Linked DNA regions of Homo sapiens: region 1 is linked to region 2. Evidence: chromatin contacts called from ENCODE Hi-C or POLR2A ChIA-PET data. All regions are on one chromosome and are shown on one strand. The core of a region is the stretch at or near the end of the contact, and the rest is flanking DNA. Distances in the headings are between cores, read along the strand shown. Region 1 overlaps CLIP1 (CAP-Gly domain containing linker protein 1). Region 2 holds the start of RHOF (ras homolog family member F, filopodia associated).

Region 1 (5,168 bases), core at 161-2,660, 610 kb before region 2:
GGAAAGATACCATAAACTTTGTATTTACTGTCAGTGTCTTATTGTGTGATATTCTCAAATCAACACTTAAGGTTAGCAGGCTAATTTTATAAATTGCTCTGTAAGGTTTGTCTCAGTTAGAAATTGGAAATAAAACTTCCTTGTAGCTCCTTTTGAATTAAGGGGCCAGTTAATTTTCTGATACTTACTGACTTGTGTCAGTCCTTTAGTGTCTGAATGGGCTTTTCACATTGATCCATTTATTTTTACTTGTTTGAGACAAGGTCTCACTCTGTGGGACCACAGGCACGCACCACCACGCCTGGCTAATTTTTGTATTTTTTGCAGAGACAGGGTTTCGCCATGTTTCCTAGGATGATCTCAAACTCCTGAGCTCAAAACTATCTGCCCACCTTGGCCTCCCAAAGTGTTGGGATTATGGGCGTGAGCCACTGAGCTGGCCGGCATTGACCTTTTAAATAAACAGTGATTACAATATTTACTCATCTTTCGTACTTTATCCTTAAAGATATGCTGTTTGCTTCCCGCCCCCCATCCCCCAGATGGAGTCTTGCTCTGTCACCCAGGCTGGAGTGCAGTGGTGCCATCTAGGCTCACTGCAACCTCTGCCTCCCGGATTCAAGCGATTCTCCTGCCTCAGCCTTCTGAGTAGCTGGGATTACCGGAGCTGCCGCCATGCCCGGCTAATTTTTGCATTTTAGTAGAGAGGGGGTTTCACCAAGTTGGCCAGGCTGGTCTTGAACGTCTGACCTCAGGTGATCCGCTCGCCTTGTCCTCCCAAAGTGCTGGGATTACGGCCGTGAGCAACCACACCCGGCTGCTGTTTCCTTTTTGTTTTTTTTTTTGAGATAGTGTGGTGGCATGATCTCTGCTCACTGCAACCTCTGCCTCCCTTGCTCAAGTGATTCTCTTGTCTCAGCCTCCCGAGTAGCTGGGATTATAGGTGTGTACCACCACACCTGGCTAATTTTTGTATTTTAGTAAAGATGGGGTTTTGCCATGTTGGCCAGGCTGGTCTTGAACTCTTCACCTCAGGTGATCTATCCGCCTTGGCCTCCCAAAGTGCTGGGATTACAGGTGTGAGCCACCGCGCCTGGCTGCTATTTGCTTTTTTAATCTTTGTGTTAATTTTAAAGCTGAGTCTGGCCTATTTAAAAAGTTATATATAATATATCGTGTATGAAGCATACATAAATACCCACATACTTAGAGAAATATCAGTGAAAATAGATCTTAGTGGTCCTAGCACAGTAAAGTGACAAAAGACTAAAAAAAACCTAGAGTTACGGCTCCTGGAATCCTTCTGACTTTTTTGACCATAGTACTTGCGAGAACGCGTCCCTTGTGAATCTAGGCAATGACGGCAACAGGAGCCATGCAGCAGTGACAGAACGTCTCATGGGATTACACAGGGGATGCAGATCAGTGAAGAAATATTGGTGCTTATAAATAGTCATGACAGGAATGGAAAAAAGGACAGGCTGAGTGACTTTAATATTCAATAAAACAAGTAATCTCATGTGAAAGGCATGTGTTTTTGAAGATGATGGAATGCTCTTATTCTGACACCTGACTCTAGAGGTGGTTTAAGTCAGTCCTATAGACAAGGCAGTGAACTTGATGGGGATATGTGGAACTGAATGGAAGAATGGAAGTGTGAACACATGGCACCATGTTGGTTTTTTTTTGTTTTGTTTTTTTTTTTTGAGATGGAGTCTCGCTCTGTCACCCGGGCTGGAGTGCAGTGGCGCGATCTTGGCTCACTGCAACCTCCGCCTCCCGGGTTCACACCATTCTGCCTCAGCCTCCTGAGTTGTTGGGACTACAGGCGCCCGCCACCATGCCAGGCTAATTTTTTTTTTTTGTATTTTTATTAGAGACAGGGTTTCACTGTGTTAGCCAGGATGGTCTTGATGGATCCGACCTCGTGATCCACCTGCCTCGGCCTCCCAAAGTGCTGGGATTACAGGCGTGAGCCACTGTACCTGGCCTTTGTTTTTTGTTTTCAGATGGAGTCTTGCTCTGTTGCCCAGGCTGGAGTGCTGTGGCGCAATCTTGGCTCACTGCAACCTCCACCTCCCCGGGTTCAAGCGATTCTCCTGCCTCAGACTCCTGAATAACTGGGATTACAGGAATGTGCCACCACTTCTAGCTAATTTTTATATTTTTAGTAGAGACAGGTTTCACCATGTTGGCCAGCCCGAAGGTCTCGAACTCCTAGCCTCAAGTGATTTACCCACCTTGGCCTCCCAAAGTACTGGGATTACAGGCGTCAGCCACTGCACCCGGCCTATTCTGTTACCTTTTAAATCAGCCTACTAGTTGATACTGAAACCAGTGTCTCCAGGCCCCTGCTTTATATTCTGTCCAGTGAATCTCGCTTGTTAGTGCACTGATTTGATACATTGGCCCTTCTGTGGCCTGCGCCCCAAACTGTGTTTGGTGGCGTCACACACATTTTCCCTGTGTTCAGGGCCAAGCTTTGGGAAGCCAGAGTCAACGATGCTCTTAGGTGTCTGTCACTTGTCCTCAGCTCGCGTAGACCGCTCACTCATGCGCTTACCGGGTATTCTACCTTGGAGTGCATGCTCCCTGCCTTCATGCCCTGTGGTTTGATTTTGAGTCACGGAACTGTTGTTAGGGCACACATTCTGAGCAGTCACACAGTGTCATCATGTCATCGGACCACTCTGTGTAAATGTGCACAAGGAGTGTTCTGTATCTTATTCGGAAGACTAACAAGTTTCCCAGGTGTTAGAATATGGGCCAATGAAACAGCTATATGCGGCTGGGCACGGTGGCTCATGTGGTAATCCCAACACTTTGGGAGGCCAAGGTGGGTGGTTCACCTGAGGTCAGGAGTTCAAGACCAGCTTGGCCAACATGGTGAAACCCTGTCTCTACTAAAAATAAAAAAAAATTAGCTGGGTGTGGTGACGGGTGCCTGTAATACCAGCTACTCAGGAGGCTGAGGCAGGAGAATCGCTTGAACCCAGGAGGCAGAGGTTGCAGTGAGTCGAGATCATGCCACTGCACTCCAGCCTGGGTACCAGAGTAAGACTCTGTGCCAAAAAAACAAACAGACCAAAAAAAAAAAAAAAAAAAACAAAACAAGAAATGATGTCTCCTACTGTATTGGCCTTAAATCTCCAGCCACAGGTTCCTTTCATGTGCTTTGAGACATACTTATTAAATTTTTCATCGGTAGCTCAGTCTCTGTACTGTATTTTGCTTTGAGTTTCATGTGGGTGTGTTTTCAAACTCTTTGTGCTGAGCTCTCGGTTTTACTGGGCAGTGCCTTGTGCTGCCAGCAGAGCTTCCTTATACATTATGTATCACCTGTCAAATAGATATTTTAAAGTTCCTCTTACTGTAAGTGCTATTTTTTCCTTTTCTATGCTAAGAACAATTAAATTATTCCTGGCTCGAGATTCAGGAGTTTTACATTTCTCTGCCCTTTTCCTCACATACATGTTGTAATGGAGCACAGAAGATGGATGTTGCATATCCAGGGGGGCCTGGGGTATTATCTGCTTGTTAGTTTTACTATCGATGCCAAGAGGAGAGCTGCTTGTTTTCTGCTTCCAGTATGTATTCTAGCCTGGTGGTGTCCTATGTAGTAGCCACGAGCCACATAATCACGTATTGAGCACGTGAAATGTGGTGAGTCCAAATTGAGGTGTGCTGTAAGTATAAAATACACTCTGGATTTCAAAGATCTATTATGAAAAAAGAATGTAAAATGTTAATAATTTTACGTTAATCACATTTGTTGTTGTTAGAGACGAGGTGATATTTGTTTTTTGAGACAGAGTCTTGGTCTGTCACCCAGGCTGGAATGTAGTGCTGCCACCCAGGCTGGAGTACAGTGGCGCTATCTCAGCTCACTGCAACCTCCGCCTCCTGGGTTCAAGCAATTCTCCTGCCTCAGCCTCCGGAGTAGGTGGGATTATAGGTGCCCACCACCACATCCGACTAATTTTTATATTTTTAGTAGAGATGGGGTTTCACCATGTTGGCCAGGCTGCTGTCAAACTCTTGACCTCAAGTGATCCATGTGCTTCGGTCTCCCAAAGTGCTGGGATTACAGGCATGAACCAGCACGCCCAGGCAGGAGATGAGGTCTTGCTCTGTTGCCCAGGCTGGAGTGCAGTGCCATGACCAGAGCTCTCTGCAGCTTCTAACTAAACTCTTGGGCTCAAGCAGTCGTCCCATCTCTGCCTCTGGAGTAGCTGGGATGCAGGTGTGTGCCACTACACCCAGCTAATTTTTAAAAATTTTGTAGAGATGGAGTCTCACTATGTTGCTCAGGCTTGTCTTGAAATCCTGAACTCAAGTGATCCTTCCACTTGGGCAGGCATGAGCCACCGTGCCCAGCCCTTGATTACATTTTGAAATAATATTTTAAATCTACTGGGCTAAATAAACTATATCATGAAAATTAATTTCACATGATTCTTTTTCATTTTTAAAAATATGGATACTAGAAAATTCAGAATTATACATTTGTACTGCATTGTATTTCTACTGGACAGTGCTGGTCTAGAAAGTATAATACTGTCAACAAATGTAATTATCTAATTTGAGACTCACACTTTTTTTTTTTTTGAGCGGGAGTTTTGCTCTTGTTGCCCAGGCTGGAGTGCAATGGCAAAATCTCGGCTCACTGCAACCCCCACCTCCCAGGTTCAAGTGATTCTCCTGCCTCAGCCTCCCGAGTAGCTGGGATTACAGGCATGTGCTACCACACCTGGATAATTTTGTATTGTTAGTGGAGACTGGCTTCACCATGTCTGTCAGGCTGGTCTTGAACTCCTGACCTCAGGTCATCCTCCCGCCTTGGCCTCCCAAAGTGCTGGGATTACAGGCATGAGCCAGCATGCCCAGCCGAGATCATACCTGTTAAATAGCACTCATTGTAGGTAGTAATTGAACAGTTTGCCCATAGCTTCATTGACCTACTTTCTTGGAGTACAATGGCGCCATCTCTGCTCACCGCAACCTCTGCCTCCCAGGTTTAAGCAGTTCTCCTGCCTCAGCCTCCTGAGTAGCTGGGATTACAGGCATGTGCCACCACGCCGCCTGGCTGATTTTGTATTTTTAGTAGAGATGGGGCTTCGCCGTTTTGGTCAGGCTGGTCTTGAATTCCTGACCTCAAGTGATCTGCC
Region 2 (5,301 bases), core at 1,363-3,862:
AGCTGTTGTGTCAGGAACCAGCTTAAAGAATCTTTCTTGCTTTCTCAAACTCTCCAGGAATTCCTGGTGACTGGAAGGGGGAGTGACTCAGGCCCTCAACCTCTAGCAGGTAAGGGAGCTACCTCCTGGGTGGGCATGCCCAGTTCCTCAGTGGGCCCAGCGCGGCCCAGCCTCCGAGGAAGCTCTGAGCAGCTGGCTTGGCTCCGAGGTATTTTTAGCTACAGATCCAGCCCCCCTCCATCACCACAACAGTCGAGTCCAAATCAAACGCGCTCCAGGCAGGTGGGGCTGGGGTTCTGCCAGCCTCCTGGCCAGCAGGGGTGGGTGGGCAGACTGGGGCCAGTATCAGCTGTTCTGCCTGGACCCAGGCCGGGCTGGGAAGGCACACTTGTGCTTATTTCCCGCCTCCACTTCTGTGCAAGCTTGTGCTGTCATAAGCAGAGATCACAGCCCCATTTCTTGGATGGAGAAAGTGGACACTGAGGTCTGAGGCTTTTGAGGACAGTCAGGAGCCCTCCTATGGGCTCCAGTGATGCACTCACCAGCTTCTGGTCCTCTTCTTCCACCTCTTAGAGTGCCTTGGCTCCCTCCTGTCGTCCTGGGGAACCTCGGCCCCAGCCCTGCCTCCCCAGCCAGTCACAGCTCCTCCCTGGTCACCCTGAGGGAGCTCAGGGCCCGGCTGGTAGCTGGGTTGCTCTGCTTCTGTCCCCCACTCCTGTGGAGCCTGGCAGGCAACTCCATGATCTGACCCCGGTTACCTTGACAGCCCTGCCTGGCCTCCCCTCTCATGGCCCAGCCACCCCAGAACCTGAAGAGGTTTTCTAGCTGCCGTGCATTTGCCAGGCTGGGTTACCCACCCTACTTTCCCTGCCTGCCCTCCAGTGCTGCCAGGCCTAGTGTGCCAGCCAGCGCTCAGCCTTCAGTAAAGGGTTCCCCTGCTTCCAACCTCCATTGCACTGCTTCCCCTAAGACTGTGACCTCCTGGAAGGCTGGAGCACAACTGCCTCTCAATAAACGTGTTGCAAAAAAGGAATGGATGAGTTGCTGTGCATTTGTCTAGGGGGTGCTTGACCCAGGAGATTACCCTTTGCCCAGTGCCTGAAGAGGGCGTCCACTGAGAACCTGGGGTGCCTCCCCGGCCTCCCCTTCCCAGCTCTGCTGTGGTCTTGGGATTCTGTGGGCGGTCGCTGCTGCCCTCTGGTGGTCAGACCGTGCCTTGCTTGCACTGTGAGAACCTTGACCATGGAACTGCCAGGTTGGCGGTTTTCCTCCACGAAGTGAGGTTTACATGACCCTTGCCGAGACCTTGAAAACTGGGAGTCTTCGGGGTGGGGTCGCCAGCAAAAAGATCCTGAGTCCTGCCAGCCCCTATCTGAGGAAACTACGAAGGCCACTTGCCCCCAACCATGCTGCTGTTGGGGGTTTTGTTAGAAATGGGCTCTTCCTACCCCAGCTGGTAGGATCCCACTCTCGGCCATGCTCTCGTGCCTGTCTGCCGTGGACCGGCTCCAGGGGGGGGTCCCTCTGCCACCCTGTCGACTCATCTGGGTGGTGCAGAGGGCAGTCAGCCCGCCCAGGGTGAGGAGTAAGAGGAGGGGTGGGGGTTACGGGTAATTCAGCCAGCAGCCCTGATAGCACTGCCTACAGTAAGTGCTCAACAAATAAGCTGTTTTGATCAGGGGATGGGAGAGTTGGGGGGATTCCTGGGATGAAGGACATGTGGCTGCTGGCAAGGAAACGCATTTTCTTACATTTCTTGGTGGGTGTGGGGTTATCAGTCTCCAAAGCTCCAGGAGAGGGACCAAGTTGACTTCAACTAGAGCTACTCCAACCTGCCCCTCCCTGACGACGTCTTGCGTGGTTCACGCCTCTGGCTCCTGCCGGAAGGAGGCGGCCGCCCCTAGTGGTTTCGGGCCAACCTGCGCCCGGAGCGGCCGGCGCCGAGGCGATTGCCCGGCAGAGGGCGTCAGACGTCCACCCTGCAGCCCAGGGTCGGGGTGCGGGTAAGCGGAGCCCAGTCCCTCACCCCGAACCCGCGTGCACGCTGGCGTCCCTGGCCCAGGCGAGGTGGGCAGACATGACTCTCGCGTCAGCATCTTCCCTGGTGCCACCGCCGCTACCTCCTGTGGGGAAGCTGAGGCCAGAGGCGGACATGTGCCAAGCCACACCGCTGGGGCAGTGCAAAGTTGAGGGGCTCTTCCCGGAGCTGGAGGCCGGGGGCTTCTCGAACCCGGTGCGGAGGCACAGCCAGCCAATCCGGGAGACCCTGTCTGGCCGCGCCAGCCAATCAGAGGGTCCCTGCCGAAGGCGGAGCCTGCTAATCAGGGGCACCTGGAGTCGCTGGGCAGCCACGATCGGGTCTCGCCGGCGAGGGGCGCGACGTGACGCGCGGAGGGTGGCGGTGGGTTGGGGGTGGGAGCTTTGCTCGCAGCTGAGCCCCGTTTTTCCGGTGCTGCAGTATCCCTGGGACTGAGAGCTGAATACCCACACCCAGGGCTGAGACCTTAGCAGAAAGGAAACTGAGGCTGGGAGGTCGGCCGGGAGGCTGCCTGGCGGAGGCGGCGCTGCTCCGAGTGGGCGGGGCTGGTTCCGGCCCCGCCCCGCCCCCGACCTCTTGGCTCCGCTAGTGCCCGGCGCGCCGCCGCCAGTGCTGCGGGCTCCGGGCAATGGATGCCCCCGGGGCCCTGGCCCAGACCGCCGCCCCCGGTCCGGGCAGGAAGGAGCTGAAGATCGTGATCGTGGGCGACGGCGGCTGCGGCAAGACCTCGCTGCTCATGGTGTACAGCCAGGGCTCCTTCCCCGAGGTGAGGCCCGCAGCGGGGCTGGGGTGGGGGCGAGGGACGCCCCTTACCCTGAGCCCAGAGCCCCGACCCTCAGTCCCCAGCGTCCCGAGCACGGACAGGCGGCCGCCACCCCGGGGCGCCCCCTCGGGAATTCCAGAGCCCAGCGGGGTGAGGGGGGGCTGATCCGGGACGAGTGAGGGGGGTGGACAGTGGATTCAGCTGGAACTTTGGCCCCCGCCGGCCCCACTAAGGACCAACCCGACCCCCTCTCCCGCAGCACTACGCCCCATCGGTGTTCGAGAAGTACACGGCCAGCGTGACCGTTGGCAGCAAGGAGGTGACCCTGAACCTCTACGACACGGCCGGTGAGTGCGCCTGCGCGCCGGGGGGCCCGAGGGTCCGCCCGCCCGAAGGGTTTCCCCTCCCGGGCGTCCCCCACTGGGTGTCCCCGCCCTGCAGCCTTGGCAGGGCCTTGGCCGGCTCTTCACTCCTGGAGGCCGCTCAGGGGCGCTGGCTGCGGGGCCCTAGAGGCCAAGCCCTATACGTAAGTGGAAGGTGTTTGGAGGAGGAGGTGAACTCTGGGGCCACCCTCCCAGCTCTGTGCTGAGAGCCCACAGCTCGTTCCTCTCCTGTGGTTCTAGAAAGCAGTGGGCTGCTCTTGGGCCTCCCATGGTTCCAGGATTGCTGCGCTACCTGCTGTGGTCTCTGCAGACTCTGTGAGCTGCAGATTTGAGTCCCTTGGTGCTCGGATTGCCTGGGCTGTGTGTCTGGGTCCTGTGGTTCTGGGATGCTCCCGGCTGCAGATCAGCCTGTGGCTCCAGGGCTCTGTGGCCTGCGCTCTGCAGCCTGAGGCTCTGGGGTCCTGTGGATGCGAGTTCTGTGTCTGCAGCTCCCAGGATTCCACGGCTTGCAGTTGGTGGTTCTGGAATTGCGTGGCTACAATTACTTCTGTGCTTTCCTAGTTCCCTGGGACAAAACCAGACAGTGTAGAAAATGAACTGAGGAAGGAACAGAGCACTGGGGGCAGGGGCCCCACACCAGGCTCTGCCTGCCACCTGCAGGCCCCCACGGGTGGTTTACGGATTTATGTGCAATTGCTTGGGAGTCGGTGTTGTGAGGGGTGGGGACAGGAGAAACAGTCAGTGGGAGGACCCTGACTCCCATCTGGGCTTCATCAACATTGGGGACCAAAGGTTGAGATCCCCAGGTGGGGCCTCACCCCACCTCTGTGACTCAGTGTTTAGTGACCTGCAGGGAACCACGTCATCCGGTGGCCCTCTCCGGCCAGCCAAGCCTTGTGTGTGTGAGGTGAGGTCAGACACTGACCTAGGATGGAGCCAAAATCCAGACACCTCCACCCCCACCTAGACCTTGGAGAGGACCCGAAAAGGGGCTGTCCTAGCTCAGAGCCCCCCTCCATTCCGACTTCAGCAGGTCCTATCGTGGCCTCTGAGGAACCTGTCTTTGTGGGATGTGGGCCCTGTAGGGCCAACCCCAAAACAGCGCCTGTCTCTAGCCCCTGGTGAGCTGGGAGAGCTGAGGCATCAGAGGAATTCCCGGGGCGTGGCCCGGGGGTAGTAAAAGTCATGGTCTGGGACACCTTTACTCTCATGTTTCCTGTGCAGTAGCCAGGGAGGGGCAAGGTCATTGACCCACTTTTTGAGTCAAGTGCTGCTGGGTGGAGACATTCACAGCAACCCACTGCCCTGCAAGAGGTCAGGAGGTTTTTTCTTTCCTCCTCCTCTGCCATCAGGGCCTCCCCTATCAGGTCCCGGGGTTCACTGTTCAGGGCAGCCTCCACATCATAAGAACAGGGATGGCCTTTCTGGCCTTGCCCAGAGAGAGATGCTCAAGGAACATGTCAGAGTAGATTGAGTTGTGGAGATTCTGGAAAGCTGCAAGTTGCTGTAGGAAGAATTTGTGCTAAGAGCTGCTACCAGAGGGATGGAGGAGCATCCCCTGCTACAGTCACCAGAAGCAGGCGACCACTGGCACCATGGGGATCCCATCCATGGTCCCATCCTGTTCCTGCCATCCTCTTTGGAGTCAGATCTGGGCTTTGACCCCAGCTCTATTGGCTACGTATCATTGGGGATGTCTGGGCCTCAGTTTCCTGATCTGTCATGAGCACTAAGAGGGTCATGAGGATTAAATCAGATTAATATATGATGTCCACCAGCCTGCCCAACATGGTGAAACCCCATCTCTACTAAAAATCCAAAAATTAGCTGGGTGTGGTGGTGGGCACCTGTAATCCCAGCTACTCGGGAGGCTGAGGCAGGAGAATCGTTTGAACCCGGGAGGCAGAGGTTGCAGTGAGCCGAGATTGTGCCATTGCAGTCCAGCCTGGGTGACAGGGCGAGACTACATCTCCCAGCACTTTGGGAGGCTGAGGCAGGAGGATTGCTTGAAGCCAGGAGTTCAAGACCAGCCTGGGCAACATGATGAAACCCCGTCTCTACTAAAAGTATAAAAATTAGCCAGGCGTGTTGGCACATACCTATAGTCCCAGCTACTC

The links. A loop is a pair of places that touch in the nucleus more often than their neighbours do. ChIA-PET counts read pairs that join two places held with the same protein, here RNA polymerase II (POLR2A). Pooled maps may share reads with other maps.
Region 1: a loop to region 2 is called in a map with no recorded cell type, with 2.4 times the contacts of the local background. The contact joins the enhancer-like site here to the promoter of RHOF in region 2. A Hi-C loop is called at or near these places in 3 of 37 single-sample maps with no recorded cell type and 2 of 50 pooled maps. POLR2A ChIA-PET finds 5 or more read pairs at or near these places in 3 of 52 experiments (BJ, OCI-LY7 and activated T-cell).

The regions. Positions count from the first base shown.
Region 1 is chr12:122,401,438-122,406,605 of GRCh38, reverse strand. All of the region lies in intron 1 of CLIP1 (CAP-Gly domain containing linker protein 1), which reads left to right. Among named protein-coding and RNA genes, the nearest start is that of CLIP1-AS1, 8.5 kb to the right of the region's middle. RefSeq lists enhancers at 2,948-2,997, 4,661-5,168. Within about 2 kb of position 1,410, at least 8 of the 41 ENCODE cell types and tissues checked have a DNase peak (open chromatin) inside an H3K27ac peak, as active enhancers do.
Region 2 is chr12:121,790,999-121,796,299 of GRCh38, reverse strand. It overlaps RHOF (ras homolog family member F, filopodia associated), which reads left to right and starts at 2,612. Exons shown (of 5, transcript NM_019034.3): 1 at 2,612-2,804; 2 at 3,061-3,148. The coding sequence starts at 2,667. LINC01089 (long intergenic non-protein coding RNA 1089) reads left to right here. Exons shown (of 4, transcript NR_152740.1): 4 at 58-1,033. It also overlaps a transcript of SETD1B not described here. RefSeq lists enhancers at 618-787, 1,083-1,623, 2,168-2,217, 2,164-2,704, 2,710-3,541 and a silencer at 2,698-3,237.